Regions from separate parts of the Homo sapiens genome. Here region 1 is linked to region 2. Evidence: chromatin loops called from intact Hi-C (ENCODE). Cell type or tissue: HCT116. All regions are shown on one strand.

What was found. Peaks named below come from ENCODE experiments on the same cell type or tissue, not always from the same donor. Only the 100,000 strongest peaks of a DNase experiment are listed, where the experiment ranks them.
Region 1: it touches region 2 in a loop (5-fold over the local background); 11 of 110 quality-filtered maps call a loop at or near these places.

The regions. Positions count from the first base shown.
Region 1 is chrX:134,996,140-135,004,139 of GRCh38, reverse strand. No RefSeq gene overlaps it. Among named protein-coding and RNA genes, the nearest start is that of SMIM10, 9.1 kb to the right of the region's middle. RefSeq lists a silencer at 1-35 and an enhancer at 1-68. In HCT116, a CTCF peak has its summit at 4,457 (motif pointing right); a DNase peak (open chromatin) is centred at 4,479; H3K4me3 peaks cover 642 bases; H3K27ac peaks cover 880 bases.
Region 2 is chrX:134,481,155-134,489,154 of GRCh38, reverse strand. It overlaps HPRT1 (hypoxanthine phosphoribosyltransferase 1), which reads right to left. Exons shown (of 9, transcript NM_000194.3): 4 at 2,625-2,690. Among named protein-coding and RNA genes, the nearest start is that of HPRT1, 25 kb to the right of the region's middle. In HCT116, a CTCF peak has its summit at 4,903 (motif pointing left); a DNase peak (open chromatin) is centred at 4,914.

The DNA of each region.
Region 1 (8,000 bases), 510 kb before region 2:
CAAGATTTCCCAAGGCAGGCGCGGGCGAGGGGCGGTGCGCGGGGGAAGATCCCAGGACAGTTTGCGGTGTGAGGGGAGATTGCGCCCGCTGCCCAAAGAGAGCAGAGGACACGTGTTCTGGAAGGTGATGCGGCCTCCTACCGTACTCCTCCCCTCACCTAACTCATCAGCTGTAGCGTGTCCCTTTACTGACTCTCGGCTGTGGACGCCACTGGAGTGAGGTTCTGTGAACACATTTTCCTCCTTCATGCATCTCTCAGCCAGATTATTGGCTCCCTGGCCGCAGATGTGGTTACTTTGAAACATTAATAGGAAAGCCCCAAATATTAGCAAACATCCAGAGCAGCACATTCAAAGAGTAATGCACCATGAACAGTTAATAGAAGGTGGGTTAAATGTTCAGAAATCTATTAATTTGCTATATTAGGACACTAAATGAAAATAATTATAGGACATCTTCAGAGATGCTGAAAATATAAAAATAGGAGGGATTGTATTATTTTACCAGAAACATTTGCTTTTAGTGTTTTACCAACACCACAAAATTGAATTGCCACTCTGATCATTACATTACTTTCTTTAACATCATAATCACATATATGCACATAATACACCATTTACTTAGGGCAGTCAGTTTTAATGACACTTCTGTTTCTTTCATGAATCATGTGTTTTTATGAGATACTGCTGTGTGTCAACCCCCCTTGGATGCCCAAAACAGCTCAGCCCAAAGAAGATGCGGTTCGAATTTAAAATACATAATTTAATCATGGGTTTAGAGTTAGGATTTTAAGTAAAACTCTTACTAATTTTTATATACATACATACTACATATATACATACATACTACATACTACATATATATACATATAATATTGGAACATTTAAGAGAAGCTTAGTTTCACTGTTACCGGTTTACTTTTTTATTTTTTGAGATGGAGTCTCGCTCTATTGTGCAGGCTGGAGTGTAGTGGCGCGATCTTGGCTCACTGCAACCTCTGCCTCCCAGGTTCAGTCAGTCCTCCTGTCTCAGCCTCCCAAGTAGCTGGGATTACAGGCACATGCCACCATGCCTGGCTAATTTTTTAATTTTTAGTAGAGGCGAGGTTTTGCCATGTTCGCCAGGCTGGTGTTGAACTCCTGACCTCAGGTGATCCTCCCGCCTTGGCCTCCCAAAGTGCTGGGATTGCAGGCATGAGGCACTGCACCCAGCCTGCTTTTTTAAATAAATAGAATGATTTAATAATCATGATGGATTTATCAAGACTTATATTTTTCATCTCCCAAGTCTACACTTCCTCTGTCTTCCCCATCTTGGTAAATGGCAACTCTTTCCTTTCTGTTGCTCAAGCTAAAGGCCTTGCTGTCATCCTTGAATCCTCTGTTTCTTTCATGCCCCACATTAACTCAAGTCTACCTTCAACATACAACCAGAATCTGACCACTTCCTGGCACCTCCACTGTTATGACCTCTGTCCAAAACACCTTTACACCTCTCCTGGATTATTCTAATAGCCTCTTAACTAGCCTATCTAATTCTTCACTTTCTTGATAATGGCCAGTTCTTGTAAATATCTTTTGTTGAACATATGTACATGTTTCCATTGGGTAAAGAACTTGGAATTACATTGTTGCATCACGGGGGATGCTTATGTTTAACTTTACTAGATAATGCCAAACACGTTTCTCATTTGGTTGGACCAATTTACATTCTCACCAGCAGTGCAAATTCATAGCAACAGCAAGGAAAGTAATTGTATGAAGAGAGGAAACATGACCCCAGTCCCACCCCATTAATGCACCAAGTGCATTTATTTTTTTCTCACCTCTTTTTATGTGGAACATGCCTTCTTCATGCCATTCGAATGACACAGTAGCTTCTAGAAGATCTGTGTACATGTCACTATTGGCATGTGTGTACGTGTCACTATTGGCTGTAGACTATGAGGCTTCAGTGGGATATGACACCAACATCAGCCCACAAGACACAGCAGATGGAGTCTTGTGGGCCATGATGAATAGAGCTGCCTTTCATGGGATGTGAGGTCCAAGGTGTGGTTCAGGAAAGGCAAAGCCTGGGCAAACTGCTCTTTCCTGCTTCTCGGCCCTATTTGCCAGTGCATTTATACCATGGAGTTATGGTGAATGTGAACACACAAGAGAGTTTGACAAGGAGCCAGAATTCAGAAAATGGCAATGGGCAGCTTGGAAGATGTGTGTTGGAGAGGGCACAGACCCACCTCTGCACCCTGCTTCCCTGAGGGTGGCTTGTGGACTGCTTGTTTGAACGTGGGATTCAGCAGCTTTTCTCTGCCTCCTGGAAAACAGTCCCTGACCAGCTGCCAGCAATGCGGGGCCCTAGGGAGCCAGGGCCTAGAGCAATTGATCCTGTGTGTCAGATCCAGATGGTAACTCAGTATTTACCAGGTGAGCTTTGCAGGTGGGTGGGAGTGGGGCGGGGCGGTGGGAGGACCTGCCTAGCCTCATCTAGTGCTCAGTAGTTCTGGTTGTGGTATGGTTCACAGGCCTCTATATGTTTCAAGCTTCCAGGAAATTTAGGCTTTCAGCCTTCTCTGTATGGGTAGAGAATGAGAGTGAATACTTCAAAGCCTTTTGAATAGGCTCAGAACTCCCAAAATGTCTCTGCTACCAATTCCATAAGGTCGAAGCAAGTCACCGGCCAGCCCAGATTCATGGGGGTGGAGAAAAAGACTCCACTTATTGAAGGAAGGAGTGGCAAAGTCACAGTGCAAATTGCTGAGCATCCAGGGATGAGAGGAACTGCTGTGGCCTGCGTTGGAATCAGCCTACTACTTTATGTATATGGAAATGTGAGCCAATACTTAGAGTAGTATCTTATAAAAGGGCAATAGCCAATATATAGGAACAAAGTCTGTATTTGAGATAGAAGCTTACCCAAGGAGTGTGAATGTCTTCTAATCTACTGTTGGGTCTAAAGGAACCATCTCTGGCTTTGCAAGGGGTTGGAATTTCAGCTCACTCTTCCCTCTCTGTACCCTAAGAAGAATTGAAAATAAAGCGGTGTCTTCTGTCTGTCTCCAGGAGAGTAGAAGACAAAATAAACATCTCTCTAGGCCATAATTTAAATATTGTGCAAAGTTCAGAGGTGAGACTGTGATATGGATAGCGTTCTGAGAAGGCCCAGAGTGTTAGTTTCTGTTTTGGTTCCCATCTTAATAAAAAAGGACAAACCGCCAAAAATATTAGAAACCATAGTAGTATTTTGTTCTTTGGCAATATATTTCATTGGGGGTGCTAAGGACACTTTGAAAATGCATCCTTGTAAAGTTGCTCTGTGCTATTTTCCCCATGGAAAATTCCTTAATATCGTGTACAATGATTCATCAAAATAAAATGTTTACTTAGAATCTTTGGATATAGACTCATAGTGGCCCTGAATATATCCTAGCCTAGGGTATTCTCAACTATGACCTGAGGAACACTGATAGGCCTCAGCTGTTGGTATGTGTTGCTTCTATAGTCAAACCCCTCTGTGAATGGCACATTAGATAAATACCTATTGGAGATCTGCACTGTACTTTAGAATATTAAAGGCTTCCAGAAGCCCTGGAATGAAGAGATTTGGTTGCTGTTTGTCTTAGTCTGTTTGTGTTGCTATAAAGGACTATCTGAGACTGGGTAATTTTTAAAGAAAATAAGTTTATTTGGCTCACAGTTCTGCAGGCTGTATGAGAAGCATGGCACCAGCATCTGCCTTCTGGTGAGGGCTTCAGGGAGCTTCCACTCATGGCAGAAGGCGAAGGAGAGCTGGTGCATGGGGATCACATGACAGGAGAGGAGGCGAGAGAGAGAGAGAGAGAGAGAGAGAGAGAGAGAGAGAGAGAGAAGGAGGTGCCAGGCTCTTGTCAACAACCAGTTCTAGCGGGAACTAAGAGTGAGAGCTCACTCTCTCCCGTGAGAATGGCGCCAAGTCATTTATGAGGGATCCAGCCCCATGACCCAAATACCTCCCACCAGGCCCCACCTCTAACACTGAGGATTAAATTTCAGCATGAAACATAGAGGGGCCAAAGAAACCATATCCAAACCATAGCACCATTGTTAAAGGAGTACCTATTAACATCTGTATCACTGATTCCTTACCTGGGGAGGGCTTGGGAAGCACCTGTGAAATGTTTTTTTGTTTTATACGTGTGCCCAGGCCCTCACTCTGCTCCACACCTCCTTCTGAATCAGAGTATCTAGGGTGAAGCATGGGGGTATGTATATTTTCAAGGATCATGGATCATTCTGATGAGCGACTCTAATTACAAACCATTAAAGGCATGCATGTTTTGTGGAGCTGAGTTTGGAAACTACGGGTCTAAGGCAACATTCTCATTTTGCTGGCAAGGACATTGAGATCCCAGAAGGGGAAATGACTTGCCCATGTATGGATAGAACAAATAATCTAATCTTTGAACCCTTTTCCCCATTATATAAACGGACTCTAGATGGCAGTCTATTTCTTGGTTTTAGTCTGTGCCTGCACAAGCAGAAACATTGAGCAATTTATTGGATGAATTTGAGCATGGCAGTGCAATGGTTTAATCGAATGAGTGTCTATCACTCTACAAGCATGTTCTTTCTGTGGAGTCTATTGTGGCCAATTAAGCCAATAACTCTGTCCACAGCAGCTTCTCCTGGGAAACCAACCAGAAACCAACCCTGGTAGCCACCTTGATCTTGGACTTCTAGACTCCAGAACTGTGAGAAAATCAATGTCTGTTGTTTAAGCCACCCAATCTGTAGTATTTTGTTATGGCAGCCTAAGCTGACTAACACACATGCAAGGATCTCTGGCTATGGATAATTAACTTTGCAGCTCCCAGAAATGAAATCTACCAAAATGATTCTCTGGTCTAACCAACAGCGGTGCCTGGCATTTCAGCCATCACACTAGCCTAGCAGCCAGAGGGATAGCTCACGTACAAGTCCCAGGCATGAGCCATTAATTAAACAGACCCAGAGCCTCTAGAATGAGGGATGATCGGGAGAACCTGAGTAAGCAATCTGTTACAACACTTGTGAATCTCCCCCTTGATCTTCCCCCAAAAACACTTGTACCTCATTGACCTTAGCAACTTACAGTGGAAAGGATAGCCCCAAACCTTCAGAAATGAATTGGGGCTGGGCACGGTGGCTCACGCCTGTAATCCCAGCACTTTGGGAGGCCAAGGTGGGTGGATCACCTGAGGTCAGGAGTTTGAGACCAGCCTGGACAACACAGCGAAACCCCGCCTCTACTAAAAATACAAAAATTAGCCAGGCACAGTGGCCACGCCTGTAATCCCAGCTACTCAGGAGGCTGAAGCAGTAGAATCACTTGAACCTGGGAGGCAGAGGTTGCAGTGAGCCATGATCGCTCCACTGCACTTCAGCCTGGGCAACAGAGTGAAACCATGCCCCCCGTCCCCACAAAAAAAGAAAGAAATGAATTGGAAACTGACTTTAAGTTAATGTTAAAGCCAATGGACCAGAACACTCCTGCAGTAGTGCCTACCTCAGAGTGAAGGGGGCATTTACCGAGGTTAGGGGAAACTGAAGTTTTTCTCTGAGTCTGTCCGCCAGTAAGCTGAGTGAGACCCTAAACCCTCCTCTGGGATTATTCCACCACTGCCTGGACATGCTCAGCATCAGTCAGCATCCACACATTGCTTCCAGATGGAGTGTTCCTCATCTGGCTAGTGGCTATTGGGGCTGCCCTGAGGTTCTGTTGCTTCCTCTAACTTCTGTGCTGCAACACATGGTATCATGGAAAGCACGATAGTTATCTTCTGCACCCTTTGAGGAATGCAGAGCGAAGGCATGGAATGGGAGGTTTCCCCCATCCTTTTCTTTCTAGTTCCACCATATCATGTTCCCTATTCACCCTGCTGGTACAGGCAAGCCTCCTGACTTCAGAAATCTCCAGGCAGAAACAGATGCTAGTCTCCAGTATATGGCCACATGGGCTACCTGGGCCCTGGAGAAAGGGGTTATAAGGGTAAGCAGGGGGAAAATGGAAGCTACGAGAGCTCCCCCTCCTCCTCAACAGAGGAAATAAATGCAATAGCATATTCTTGTGGGAATTTCAGGGATTTTTGCCACTATTCAAGATTTGGAAAATGCAGATGTCATTCCTGCCACATGTAGTTAGTGTGAATCCACAGCTAAAACAAGGCTCTCCAGCTGGTGTAGGCTACTGTGCTGGTAGGTCTGCCCGTTGGCCCTTATCATCTAGCAGATCCAATGGTGCCCAAGATGTTTGGAGTAAATCATAATGCTATATGGGTTTAGCAAACAGAAATTCTACAAATAAAAAAAAAGAATGCCATATGGAGCCTGTGGCAAGCCCTGATAGGAGATTCACCATGGAGGCTGCTAGGATGCAATACATACTATGAACCAGCAACCAATATATAGAGCTATTCCTCCCACTGCCAAGATTAGCAAGTCTGGGAGCAGAGGAGTGGAAATAAAGGTAGTGTCTCTCATAATTACACCTGACCCATTGCAACAGTTTTGCTTCCCATACCTACAACTCTGATCTCTACTAGATTAGAGGTTTAAATTTCCTAGGAAGAAACACTTTTAGTAGTAGACAAAACAATGGTTTCACTGAATTTGAAGCCACTCTTAGATCCCCAGAGCCATGCAAAAAAAAGGTGATTTTGTGGTTTCTGCTATAGAAGGAGGACAGAGAGTAATATGGATGATTCTCAGGGGGTCCTCTAAGGTATTTTTTTATACTACAATCCTGAGGGGTGCATGACATAATATTGCAACCCTACAAAGGACTCCCAAGGGCTCAGACTCCTTAGGATTGAAGGACTGAGCCTCCCCAGTGGCTAAAGCAAAGGGAATGTGGAATTGATAGAGTAACAGGACCACCACATGGCTATGTACAGCAATGAAGACTCTACCCTCTACTTATATTTCCCTGTTTATTGTCTTCCTTTTTTGAAACTTTTCTCACCTCTTCTTTCTTTAGTATTATAAATAGGGTACAGTGGTGATGGTGAATTCACCACTTAGATCATGGGATTACAGAATATCAAATTGGGATAATGGCAGAAGTAGAGAAAGAAAAGACATCACTGGGAGAACGTGAACTATAAACAGAGGCCCCATGACTTCACCTCTGACTGTGGTAGCTGGAAATGTTTGTACGTGTTGCCTCTCTCTTGGTTGCATGTGGAATAATTAAATTATGCCAAGAGGCATCATATGAATGGGAGAAGGTTGTTTATACATGCTGGGAATACAAGGAATGAAAAGTAATTATTGTCTATGTTACTTTTTTTTTTTTAATACCTAACATCTTCTCTTTGGGGGAACTGCTAAAAATCACCGGGATTCACTTCTCTAGAACAAAGGAGTACTTGGAGGATAAATGCAGGTGACAGACAGACATTAGTACCCAGTAAAGCCCCAAATATTGGATAGATACCCTTATTTGTCCTGGAGCCTCTCTGCCTGTTAAGAATTTGATTACCTTGCCCAGAATCATTTAGATTATTTGGCTCAACAAAACTTGGCTTATGAACCGCACCTCTAAGTTCCCAAGCATGTTTCAGGAAAGGTTTGAAACAAAGCTATTAGATTTGTACTAAAACTATTCAAACTGGAGACTTGTGGTAAGCCATGCCTTGGAAGACAGGATATTTATAACTCTCTGACCACTCCCACCCCTATATTGGGAGATGAGGGTTCTAAAAACAGTCTCTCTGAGTTTCTGGAGAAGGAGATCAATGCCAGTAGTCATTCAGGTGACCAGTATCTGTCTGAGTCTGAATGCAGTTACAAAACTGCACCCAAGGAAGAGGTCAAGGATGGCAACAGAAAGCCCAGGCTGTAGATCGGTCTGAGGGAAGTCTGGGGCCTGAAACCTGCATCTCTGCCTGTAAAGCCAGAAGTCTGGGAATATCAGGAGAGGACCCAGAGGAAAGGAAACAGGAAATTACAAAGAATCAGGGTAGAACAGGAATTCGCCTTTG
Region 2 (8,000 bases):
AAAGTAAAGTTATAACCAAGTAAAGCTTCCACCTTTTCATGTCTCAAAGCAGTTTATTGTTGGAGGTAAGATCTCTTAGAAGCCTAAACAGGTCCAAGTACAGAATGAAGTAAGGCTAGCCCATAACTTGTGGCAAGCAATTCATACTATTTCTCTCATGCTGAGCTCTCCTCAGTGAAGCAGCTACTATAGACAACTGCAGCCTATTGGTAGCCTATTTTACAGGCAGGAAAAAAATTACTTTTTATTCAAAGTGGAACTCAGGACATGGGGAGAAAATGAATACAAAAAATAGGGTCAATCCAAAGGCACACAGCAAATGAGTAACACAGTTATGTTTTTTTCCCATTTGTATGAGGTCCCAGTAAATTCTAAGTAAACTGCAAATTTAATAATACACTAAAAAAGCCATGCAATTGTTCAAATGAATCCCAGCATGGTACAACGAGTACAGACACTAGAGTCTAAAAAACAAAAGAATGCCATTATTGAGTTTTTGAATTATATCAAGTAGTTACATCTCTACTTAATAAATGAGAAAAACGAGGATAAGAGGCCATTTGATAAAATGAAAATAGCCAAGAAGTGGTATTAGAGACTTGAATACAGGTATTCGGGTCCAAAGTTCATCTGCTCAAATACTAACTGGGGAAAAGAGGGAAAAATATTTATATACATATATATCTGCACACAAAAATACCCCCAAAAGACAAAATGAGGCCAGGCAGGGTGGCTCACACCCGTAATCCCGGTACTTTGGGAGGCTGAGGCAGGTGGATACCTGAGATCAGGAGTTGGAGATCAGCCTGGTCAACATGGTGAAACCCTGTCTCTACTAAAGATAAAAAAATTAGCCAGGCATGGTGGCGTGCGCCTGTAATCCCAGCTACTTGGGAGTCTGAGGCAGGAGAATCACTTGAACTGGGAAGGGGAGGTTGCAGTGAGCCAAGATCGTACTACTGCACTCCAGCCTGGGCAGCAGAGTGAGACTCCATCACAAAAATAAATAAATAAATAAAATACAATGAAACAGAAAGTTCAAATAATCCCATAATCTTACCACCAAGAAATAACTTTCACTCGTTATACTTATTGATTTTTCCATAATAAATGTACTTTACTGTGACTATCATGAAAAGAAAGTTATTTTAGAAACAGAGAACTGTTTCAGATCAAATCTATGTAGTAGAACAGAGCCATTAGGTGGGAAAGACGAGATCAAACTAAATCTCAGAAGGCCTAAAAGGCTAGGTCCATTCCAGCACTAAAAACTGACCAGACAAGTAATGGCTTCAACAGCTTCTAAATATGGACAAAGCATGCTGAAAGGGAAGGACAGGTCTAACAGTGGTATATGAAATGAACAGGAGGGGCAAAGCTCATTTCTCCTCTGAAGTTTTCCAAAGATGCTGAGGAGGACATTAGTTTGACATGACCCTGATATGGGACAAGATAATTTCACAGAAGTTTTACATGTTAAAGTTTTCTTATAGATACTCATTCAAGTAAGCAATGAACACTAAAATCTAAAGAAAGAAAAGAGCTTTAGAGTCAGGTCTGTATTCAAATTCAAGCTCTACCACTTACTGGTTCTGTGACTTTGGGCAAGTCTTTTAACCTTATTAAGTCTTAATTTCCTGATTTGTAAAATGGGGATATCGTCTCCCTCACAGGATTGTTGTGAAACTTTTATGAGATTAATGCCTTTATATTTGGCATAGTGTAAGTAAACAATAACTGGCAGCTTCAAAAAAAAAAAGCAGTAGCATTCCATCATTTATTATTGGTTACTCTCAAAAAGTTTTTCAATGTACTAGAAGATAAATATTCAAATACCTTAATATCTCCATTATTTTCAGGTAAACAGCATGCTCCTGAACAACCAATGGGTCAACAAATAAATTAAAAGGGAAATCTAAAAACATCTTGATATTAAACTACATGGAAGCACAATATACCAAAACCAATGGTTCACACTAGGAGAATTTTAAGGTACAAGAAAACTCTTTGAGATTTCTTAAAATAATAGTATGTCTGAATTTATTGAGTGATTTACCAGAAACTGTTGTAAGAGCTCTACTTGCATTATAGCACTTAATCCTCTTAACTCTATGGCTGCTATTATCAACCTCACCCTAATCACATATGGGACACAGAGAGGTTAAGTAACTTGCCCAAGGTCAGAGTTAGGAAGTACTAAGCCATGCTTTGAATCAGTTGTCAGGCTCCGGAACTCACACTTTCAGCCACTACATAATACTGCTTTGCTATCTTTTAGGAAACTATGTGAGTCTACCTCACATAGACTCACATAGGTTTGTTTTTTTTTTTTTTTTAAAGGCTATCTTTTCCCCCATCAATGTTTTTTGAAGGATCCCAAATTAGAGTCCCACAGAGGCAGACAGCAGTACTTGACAATATGGACATTTAAGGTTAATGTTGGATTCTACTGTCTTTTTACTACATGACCTAGGGAACGATAATTAACCTAGACTGCTTCCAAGGGTTAAATAACCCATTTAGTTATACTATGTAAATTATCTCTTAGTGATTGATTGAAAGCACACTGTTACTAATTGACTCGGTATGAAGTGCTTTTTTTTCTTCCCTTTCAAGATACATACCTTTCCAGTTAAAGTTGAGAGATCATCTCCACCAATTACTTTTATGTCCCCTGTTGACTGGTCATTCTAGTTAAAAAAAAAAAAAACTATATATATATATATCTACACACACATATGTATATGTATATCCTTATGTACACACACAAACTTCAAATTAAATGAGAACTAGAAGATTTGAGAAGTTAGCTAGCTAATATCCATAGCATTATGATATTCTAAATGATATGAATTATAAGAATTAGGTTTCCTGAAATGAATGACTAGAAAACTTTCAAGTAGAGATTAGTAAAAATTAAAAAGTCCTAATCGGCCATTACTGATTTGATGTTTTTAAGAGTCCTAAAAAATGGGTTACATCCATTTTTAAGTGGGTAGTATTATAACAGCCACCCATCTTCAATCACAGTGATTTCTGAATTGTGAGGGAAGTTATTAGCATGACAGGTGTCTGGTTCTGGCCCTGTACGATTCCCATGAGTCAAGCAAATTGTAAGGGCTGGTCTATATCACACCCAACCCCAAGGATATGTCCCTCAAAAGTCTAGCCCAGGCCCCGTCATCTTCAGCATCATCTGGGAAACCAGGTCTGATTAGTAGTCCTTTAAGGAATACCTCTTAGGCTCCCATTTTACTGCTATCACAGAATCCAATAAAACCCTTACAGGAGATTCAATGGGAAATGCTCAACACCCACTGTAGTTGGTGGTGACAATGACCATAATTTGGCTGTGCTGGATTCAGGACAGAAAATTTGGGTGAAAGAGCAGGTGAACAAAAGAGCTTCGACTTGCCCTAGCAGAGAGCAAGCCATACCATACCACAAAGCCACAGCAATTACAACGGTGCAGTACCAGCACAGTAAATGAACAAAGTAGAGCCCAGAAACAGACCCAGAACTATATGAGGATTTAGTATACAATAAAGATGGTATTTCGAGTCAGTAGGGAAAAGATGAATTATTCAATAAATGATGTTTGGCCAACTAGTAACCCATTTGGGAAAAAATAAAAGTATGGTCCCTACCTCACAGCATACACAAAAATAAATTCCAGACGGATTAAAATCTAAATGTAAAAAATAAAGCCATAAGTGGACTGGAAGAAAATAGAGAATTTTTTTTAACATCCGTAGAAAGGGTAAAAACCCAGGCATGACATGAACCAAAACTGAAGAGGTTCTGTAACAAATACCCCCTTTTATATATTGGGCTCCAACAATAAGAACCCATAGGAAAATGGAGAATGAACACAAATAGACAATTTATAGAAGAGAAGGTTATAAGGTGTAAAATTATATCTATCTGAGAAACAAACACTAAAACAATGTGATTCTACTGTTCTCCCACCCATACTGGCAAAACTTAAGCCTGATAATATGCTGAGGGGAAATAAGCACTCTTGTTGGTGAGAGTATTAATTGGCATAGCTTCTTTTGAAAATGACATAGCAATACCTGTTAAAATTGCAAACATGCATGTCACTTAATCCAGTAATCCCACTTCTGGGAATCAATGCTACAAAAACACTGACAAGTATACAAAGATACATTCAAGAGTGTTCACTGGGCCGGGTGCGGTGGCTTCATGCCTGTAATCCCAGGGAGGCAGAGGCAAGACGATCGCTTGACCCCAGGAGTTCAAGGCCAGCCCGAGAAACACAGCAAGACCCTGTCTCTCTTTTTTTTATTTAAAAAATAAATGTTCACTGTATCAGTTGTTCACAAAAACAAACCAACATGTCCATTAACAGGGAACCATTTAAATTAATCAAGTTCATCTACACAATGTAATACCATGCAACTATTAAAAAGCACCTGATAATCCAAAGCACACTGAGACAGAATAATGCTATTAAAAACACCAAGTAGTGGAACACTGTGTTGCCTATGACACCATTTTTATTCAACATTTAAACAAATTTGTAACAGCAATTACATGAGTAGTGACAATGGCGTTTATGAGACTTTTCACTTTTATGTGCTTCTATTTTTGTTATGCTTCTATATATACATCCATTTATTATGGAGTGTTACTTTCAAAAATCACAAATGGGCCAGTATTATTTGGTGTTGCAAGGTGAGCATATGACTTCTGATATCAACCTTTGCATATTACTTCTCAATTTAGGGAAATTACAGACATCCCTTATTCTAACTAACTTAAAACCCAGCATTTCAAACATACAGAATTGATGGGGAAAAAAAAGAAAGAAGAAAGAAAGAAAAGGCAACAAGCTTCAGATGACAGTGACTCACATCAAATTATTTATAAAATCTGTTAAATAGTGCCATCTTCTGGAGATACCTGGTATTACAGTCCAACTCCAGTTGATGTCTTTACAGAGACAAGAGGAATAAAGGAAAAAATATTCAAGAACTGAAAAGTATGGAGTCATGGAAAAATTGCTGTGATCCAAAGGCTACGGTGATAGGACAAGAAACAAGAGAACTCCAAGCAGTAAGACACTGCTGTTCTATTAGCATCCAAACCTCCATACTCCTGTTTGCCCCAAGGCTTTTTTAAAAAATAGAGACAGGATCTCACTATTTTGCTCAGGCTGGTCTTGAACTCCTGGACTCAAGCGATCCTCCTGCCTCGGCCTCCTAAAGTGCCGAGATTACAGGCTTGAGTCACCATACCTGGCTATTTATTTTTTCTTAACTCTCTTGCCTGGCCTATAGCCACCATGGAAGCTAATAAAGAATATTAATTTAAGAGTAATGGTATAGTTCACTACATTGGAATACAGGTATAAGTGCCTACATTGTACATGAATGGCATACATGGATCAATTACCCCACCTGGGTGGCCAAAGGAACTGCGCGAACCTCCCTCCTTGGCTGTCTGGAACAAGCTTCCCACTAGATCCCTTTACTGAGTGCCTCCCTCATCTTTAATTATGGTTAAGTCTAGGATAACAGGACTGGCAAAGGTGAGGGGAAAGCTTCCTCCAGAGTTGCTCTACCCTCTCCTCTACCGTCCTATCTCCTCACTCCTCTCAGCCAAGGAGTCCAATCTGTCCTGAACTCAGAGCGTCACTGTCAACTACATAAAATTGCCAGAGAAGCTCTTTGGGACTACAAACACATACCCTTAATGTCTTTATTTCTATTTTGTCTACCTCTTCAGTCTAGGTGAAAAAATAGGAAGGATAATAGGGAAGAACTTTGTTTATGCCTACTTATCCGCCCCTAGGAATTTTGAAAACCTCTAGGTAGCAATAAGAACTGCAGCATGGTATAGAAAAAGAGGAGGAAAGCTGTATAGAAATGCATAATAAATGGGCAGGAAAAGAACTGCTTGGAACAAACAGGGAGGTTGAACTATAAGGAGAGAAAGCAGAGAGGCTAATCAACAAGGCTGGGTTCCCAAGAGGGCATGATGAGACTATTACTAAGGTAGGAATTACTAAGGGCTCCATGTCCCCTTAGTGGCTTAGTACTATGTAGCTTGCTTTCTGCAGTGAACTTCAGACCCTTCTTTTAGGATCCTAGAATGGACTTTTTTTTTTTATCGGAAAACAGTCATTCTCTCAACATTCAAGCAGGCCCCAAGTCTACCACACTCAATCACATTTTCTCTTCATATCATAATCTCTCAACCATTCTCTGTCCTTTTAACTGTTTTTCTATACCCTGATCAAATGCCAACAAAAGTGAGAATGTTAGAATCATGTATTTTTAGAGGTAGACTGTATCTCAGATAAAAAAAAAGGGCAGATATTCCATTTTCCAAAATATGTATGCAGAAAAAATAAGTATGAAAGGACATATGCTCAGGTAACAAGTTAATTTGTTTACTTGTATTTTATGAATTCTTTTAAATAAACACATTACTAAAAAAAAAACTAAAGGTTTTTGTCAGTTAAAAAACGACACTGATGAAGCACAGCCCTTACAGATCATCTAGTACTACACTGTCCCATACGGTAGCCACATGTGGCAATATAAATTACTTAAAAATTCAGTTCCTGTGTTGCACAAGATGTGTCAAGCGCTCAAAAGCCACATGTCACTAGTGGCTCTGTACCACATAGCAGAAACATAAAAGATTTCCATCCTCAAAGAAAGTTCTATTGAACAGCATTGCTCTAATTAAATAAAAAATACCATTTAGCACAACATAGTAATAGAAAAGATTGAAGAGTAAGTGCTGATACTTAAAAACCTGGTATTTTCTGCCAGGCATGGTGGCTCATGCCTGTAATCCTAGCACTTTGGGAGGCTGAGGTGGGAGGATCGCTTAAGCCCAGGAGTTCTAGACCAGCCTGGGCAACAGGGTGAAACCCCGTCTCTACAAAAAATACAAAAAATTAGCTGGGCGTGGTGGCATGTGCCTGTAGTCCCAGCTACTTGGGAGGCTGAGGTGGGAGATAACCTGAGCCTGGGAGGTCAAGACTGCAATGAGATGAGATTGCACCACTACACTCCAGCCTGGGTGACAGAGTGAGACCCTGTCTCAAAAAAAGAAAAAAACAAAAAACAAACAAAAACCACCTGGTATTTTTAAGTACACTATTTTCAAACATTCAAACATTCAGAAGTTATTTCATCCTATCTTCATGGTTTCCATTTTATGCCTGGTTTGGGATTAGGATCTGATAAAATAAACGTGTGCAACAGAACCACTTCTCATGGCTGTATAACAGATGATCAATATGTATTTGCTGAGGAAATTATTCAATTTTCTTAATTTTTTTTCACAAAATTTGTGGTTTCAAGGGACCAACCTTGACTACTACACCTTCATGTTCTAAGAATCAGGGGACTTATATAAAACCTCAGTTACCTGATAAGGACTACATCAAAGTGAAAAGCCATGGGAAAGAACTAGAAAGTATACTTTTGAACCTAGTTCTGTAAAGTTTCCTTATGCCACAGATAATACACATCCCCATTCCTGCCAAATTCTTTCTCTCACCCCTGTCTATGGTCTCGATTCAATAAATAGGAGAAGGGCATGAATTTGCTTTAGATAGATAGATAGATAGATAGATAGATAGATAGATAGATAGATAGATAGATAGAGATAGACAGATAGAGATAGAGACAAAGATGGAGACAGAGATGGAAATAGAGACAGATTTACAGAAGATAAGTTCTAGGTAAACTAGTGTCAACATCAAAGTGGTATACCTACATCTAACTATTCTGGAGAGAAAAGTATACCTCAAAGAAATCGACTACATACAGAGAAAAAGTTTAAGCTGAAAGCTACTGCCCTCTTACATGAGACACTTTAAGAAACTACTTGGGGGGCAAGTGAGAAAATGGGGAGATGTAGCTCAGAGGATACAAAGTAGCAGATATGTAGGATGAACAAGTCTAGAAATATAATGTACAACATGAAGTATATAGGTAATAAAATTGTGCTGTATT